Linked DNA regions of Homo sapiens: region 1 is linked to region 2. Evidence: read pairs that join two places in POLR2A ChIA-PET (ENCODE). Cell type or tissue: endothelial cell of umbilical vein. All regions are shown on one strand. Links, peaks and the distances in the headings refer to the core of each region. The heading gives the core; the rest is flanking DNA. Region 1 has its middle 120 kb from the start of LINC02516. Region 2 has its middle 210 kb from the start of LINC02516.

Region 1 (2,931 bases), core at 185-2,684, 83 kb before region 2:
GAATATTTTTGCAAATTAAAAATATGTGAATAATTGTCATGAAGAAGTAATTGCTTTTAAAGATAAAATAATTGGAGGCTGGTTTTGTTGTCAAATTACTCAGAACTTTGTTGGTGCTTCTAAGGATCAGAGCTTAGCAATGTTTTTGAACCTTTGCTCTTTCCCTATACCTTCAAAATGTTGTTCAGGACTTTCTATTCTAAATGCTCTGAGGAAAGTACTGTTGCTCCCCTTAAGGATCAAATGTAGAAAAAACCTGAGTGGCTGGTGACAAACTTCTACATCCCCACAACTATAAAAATTAACATGTGGCAGTAGGTTATACTTTATTACTTATCTTTCTGAATAATTGTTTTAAAATATTATTTAATGGTGGTCTTTTGTTTTATTTAGGAGTTTATTTTTGTATCCTAACATAGTAAACAGTAGCACATATAAATACACATAGAGTTACAGGGCGTAGGAGAGAATCAGACTTTATTGTCAACTAATGACTATACACTTGGTATGCATTATTTTATAATTCAAAACAATACTTTAATGTGGGTATTCATATCTGTATTTACAGGAGAGGAACGTGATATTCAGAAATTAAGTTTACATAGTTACTAAGGAACAGATACAGGGTTTGAAGTTCATTTTATCTCCAGAGTGATTAATCTTCCAAATATACCCTTTTTGATCCCATAGTGTTTGGAAGATATGATCTTCCAACCAACTTGGGAATGACTGAAACCCTTAAAGGCATCTTGGCAAATGACTCTTCAGCAAAACAAGTCTTATGACCAAGAACTTATTGAGGGCCAGAATATATTGTTAAAGCTAAAATAATTAACAAGTTCTTATGTATATTTAGCCTAATTTCATCTCTGCCAGTTCCCGTCTATCATTTGAGGTCATACACAACAATAACTCTTCTAGTTAATTGCCTTTCAACTAATTGAAGAGAGCTAGTTTTCTCTTCTTTAGGTTAAGTATCTACAATTCATTTTAAATAATTTCTTAGCAAATAAACTGCCAATCAATTATTATCTATATCTGATAGAAATTCTGATAGGAACTCTGAGAGGAACTCAGAGACAATTTTAATGTTAAACATTTAATGTCCATTTCACTGATGAAACAACTGAAACCCCGATCAACTAAGTAAATTTTAAATTAAAATTAGGCTACCTTTTCTCTAAGAATAAGAGTCTATTCTTGATTTATTTGGGTATATTACATGGCAAATTGAAGATCAGTGAATTCACATAGTGAAGATCAGTGAATGCCTTCTGAATAAAAGTTTTTATTAATAACCACGACAGACACTTTGAAATCAGTTATTATAATTCTAGATTATGTTTTCCCACTATTTCCTAGGGCTGCTGTAACAAATTTCTACAAACTTGGAGGGCTTAAAACAACAGAAATCCCTTCTCTCACAGTTCTAGAGTCTCGAGGTCATAAATCAAGGTGTAGGCAGAATCATACCCCCTCCTAAACTTCCAGGGTAGGATCCTTCCTCGCTTCTTCCACATTCTGGTGGCCGCGGGTGTTCCTGGGCTTGCAGATACAGCACTTCAATCTCGGGCTGCATCATCACTGATGTTCTCCCCTCGCGTGTCTGTCTCTGTGTCTCTTCACTATGACATCAGTCATATTGGATAAGGGCCCACTCTACTTTAGTATGACCTCATCGAACTAATTATATCTGCAGCAACCCTATTTCCAAATAAGGTCACATTCTGAGGTACCAGAGTTAGGACTTCAATATATTTGGAGTGGAGTGGAGGCCACAATTCAACCCTCAGTCAAAAGTTAATTTAGGATGTGGAATATGTAAGGAGGGAGACTAAGTCTGTTTCTCCAAATCATTTCTAGATTTCATAGACCATCATTTATTTAACTTGTAATGTAGAAAATTCAAACATCATGAAGGGCTCTTTACCTGAAGTACACTGTACCTTCTTCGATAGCTAAGTTTTAGAAAGTCTGAGCACTTCCTGAAACTCAATTAAGCGTGTCTGTGTGTCTGTGTATGTGTGTCTGTGTGTATGTGTGTCTGTGTGTATGTGTGTCTGTGTGTATGTGTGTCTGTGTGTATGTGTGCATTCTCATGAGACAGCATTTTTAGCTTTCGTCAGAGTCAAGTGGTCCACCACTCTCCCAAATAGGAGAATCTAAAATAGACAAATCAAGACAGCTCTAGGTAATATAATGAATTTTGGCAAGGACAGATCCCCATTACTTACCCATTAATTTTCCAGTTTTAACTTTCTGTTATAGGGGACTATGTTCCTTAAAACTTTTAATTTCAGTGCACATCTAGAGCCTGTGATTTCTTTCATTCTATGCTTTGTAACTTTTTAACCACTTTTCCTTTTTTCATGATATCTGTCTCATTATTCATTCATTTCCTCATAGTCATAAGCTCAGCTTTGCAAATAATAGTTAGATTTGTGATAATCAAACCTATAATGGAATTTAATACTTGACACTGAGCCAGTGTTATGTTTCATTCATCAAATATTTGGTTGGGCTTATTATGTTCCGTCTAGACATTGTACCGGGAAATAGAGATAGAAAAGATTTTTTTTTAATACTGTTCCTTTGACCTCGGGAACTCATAATTCATCCAGCATTTAAAACACTTTATGGTACATATGAATCATCTGGGAATCACGGTGAAATGCAAATTCTGATTCAGTAGGTGAAGAGGGAGAATTCTGAGATTCTAGGCATCCAATTAGTTACCAGATGGTGCCTATGCTGTTGGTCTACAGGCTGTATTTTATATAGCAGGGTTTGGTACAATCTTTCTCAACCAGACCTGGAAGAGAAGTAGGTTCTAATGTCCTAATAATATATTTTCTGTAATGAATTAATTTTATTTCAGTATGCCTAGAATGGTGTGTGATATGTACCATCCTTAAGAGAACTGTGAAAATA
Region 2 (2,931 bases), core at 335-2,834:
TTTCTTACAGACCATATCTGTGGAAGTGTGGAAAGGAAACCCAGAAGGTTTACACAGTTCTGCTTAGGAACTGTTTGATTCCTTGACAAAAAACACATTGTAATGTTACAGTGTTATATAGAAAATGTAATTTAAACTGAACCACACTGCCGACACCAAGTACACCAATGATGTGTCTATGTGTAATGGCATCAATAACACACATGCCTATTATCTGCACTAAAATACACCAATAATATTTTAGACCATTCATGGCTAAAGGAAACAGTCAATGAAACAATAAAGTTGTGCTAAAAAGAAAAAAATTCACCCTGCTTTGTGTTTTACATTTAAATTTAAGCTTGTTAAAATTAAATAAATTTTAAAATTCTGTTCTTTACCATATTTGCAACATGAACTTAATAGCCATATGTGGCTACTGGGCTTTTATTGGATGGTATAGTTCTGAATTGTATACTCCTTACTCTAATTGCTATTATCTATTTATCTATCTCCCCCATACACATGTATCTATACACACATACGTACATGCAAATGTATATACACATATGTGCTCTTCCACCGTTTATCAATATCTTAATTTCATTAAGCATTATCAAACATTTCATGAGGTCGCTTTCATTTTATTTCAAGTCTTTAATTACAAGCATCTACAGACAGAATCATTTTTGGAATAGGAAGAACAAAACAATATAAGAAACGGAGTATGTCAGATTAACTGATAGGGTTCTTCAGATGTTGGTACATTGGTTTTTTAAATCAGGACATATCAAGTTTTTTTATACAGTCATATCAAGTTTCTATGGGAACTACATTTTGAGCCTGAATACATATTATTCTCAAATTTAAAAATCTTGCACATTTCTTATCCAAACAAGCAATGGATTCAGAACTAAATAGGCTCATTAAAACCATTCTATGCCTGTTTCCAGGCGTGGTGGATTAGAGCAATTGCAGCATTATTTGGTATTATTGTCAGAATAAACTGAAAACTACTCTCATGTCTCTACTTAACAACTCAGTGCTCTTAGTTTTATGTAATTAAATGCATGTTTAGTAATTAAGTAAGGTCTGGGCTCAGTGGCTCATGCCTGTAATCTCAAGTACTTTGGGAGGCTGAGGGAGAAAGATCACTTGAGGCCACAAGTTTGAGACCAGTCTAGGCAACATAGTGAAACCCTATCTTTACAAAAAGAAAAAAAAAAAATTAGCTAAGCATAGTGGCACATGCCTGTAGTTCTAGCTCCCTGGGAGACTGACGAAGGCAGATCCCTTAAGCTGAGGATTTCTAGGCTGCAGTGAGCTATCATCACCCCGATGCACTCCAGCCTATGTAACACAACAAGACCTTGTCAAAAAAAAAAAAAAAAAAAAAAGGAATTAAGCAGGACCACTCATCATTTATCAGTAAATAACTTTCCTGAAAGGAGGATGTGAAGCCATATATGTGCAATGTAGATGCCCACACACTATATGTGGGATATTGATACGGAAATTCCAAGATTGATGTTTCAGAGCTCTGTTCATCCGGATTCTTAGTCACAACGGAAGGCAACCCTGACTAGTTCAAGTAGAAAAGGAATTTATTAGAGAAGTATTGGGTAGCTCTCAACATTTCTGAAAAGTTGCAGAGACCAGGCTTGGGAGCGATTAAACCAGAAACCCAACCAAACCCATGCCAGAGAACTGATCTGGTGAGTTCAGCACGGACACTGTTGCTGGCACAGACAGGGCAGCTTTTCCCATGAGCCACAAACATTGACTGCTGTCCCTAAAGCAACTGTCACTGCCCCTGCCCTTGCCAGAATGAATTCTGCCTAGTCCAGCTTCCTAGTTCAACTGGCCTTTGAGTCAAAGTCTAGGATGGGTATGTCCGATAGGTTGCCAGTTTAGCTGCAAGAGATACAGATTTTCAGACTCAGTTCTGGGGTGCGGAGCCCAGTTTCATAATGTAGGGGAGTTCCCTAATACGGGAAGGAGGTTTAGATAGAAAGAAAGTAAAGAGAGAGAAAGAAAGAAGATAAAAAGAAAGACGAAAAGAGAAATCAAGAAAAGAAAGACATTTTTCATCACAGTGCCCTTTTTAAAAGATAAAAGAAAAGCTATTCCCTTAACCTTTATATCAGGATGATATGGCATAATGGTTTGAGATCCTAATGTCTCAAAATGAACTTACTCATGTCAAGTGTATTGAGTAAGGTTGTTTACTCCTCAAAGAAATAAACATGTGTAATGGACTGAGGTGATAACACCTGTTATTGCCCAGTACCACCAGAAACCTGAAATGAACCAATAGAAATTGAATTCAAGATGTGGCTGAGATGATGAGAATAGGCACATCTGCGGAGGGCCAGGCAAGCAGCAAGAATCTGACTTGTCCAAGACGCATTTAGACTCTGCTCATAAGAACTCTGATGCCTTCTCCCTACTTGGAGTCAGCAACCAGAGGCTCTGGCCAGAGAGAAGCAGTGACTTCCCAGCTGATTAGTGTCTGGAAGACTTTTGGACCCACTGAACCCCTCTGTCAGCATGCTGGTCTTCCAAGCCATCATTGTGGTTTGTTGCCCCCTTTTAAATTACTGCCTGTGTATTGAATATTAATTGCATGATTGACACTGTGTGAAAGTCTCCCAACAAACTGTGAATTTGAACATACCTAATTGGCTATTGAGTCATTGTGAAGCCTCTCAACTTTGGTAGGAGTTAGCACAAACCTAGCACAACATAGAAACATTTTGCACCACCAACTTTCTTGGATGTACAGTGTTCAAATATCAGATCTTGGAAGAAGGTGACTAAATTAGCCTCAGAGAACCTATTACTTCCACTGATGAGGCTTTTCCTTTACAGGAAATGGTCTACATTTTATCAAATCTATTTTTTTTAATTTTCTAAAGTAAACATAAATACCTTTCATTATATAGAAGTGTA

What was found. Peaks named below come from ENCODE experiments on the same cell type or tissue, not always from the same donor. Only the 100,000 strongest peaks of a DNase experiment are listed, where the experiment ranks them.
Region 1: POLR2A ChIA-PET joins it to region 2 with 10 read pairs; 2 of 35 experiments call an interaction of 5 or more read pairs at or near these places.

The regions. Positions count from the first base shown.
Region 1 is chr4:124,432,369-124,435,299 of GRCh38, reverse strand. No RefSeq gene overlaps it. Among named protein-coding and RNA genes, the nearest start is that of LINC02516, 120 kb to the left of the region's middle. In endothelial cell of umbilical vein, for the core only: no CTCF peak of the experiment used is centred there; DNase peaks (open chromatin) are centred at 1,659 and 2,529; H3K27ac peaks cover 2,457 bases.
Region 2 is chr4:124,349,629-124,352,559 of GRCh38, reverse strand. No RefSeq gene overlaps it. Among named protein-coding and RNA genes, the nearest start is that of LINC02516, 210 kb to the left of the region's middle. In endothelial cell of umbilical vein, for the core only: no CTCF peak of the experiment used is centred there; no DNase peak of the experiment used is centred there.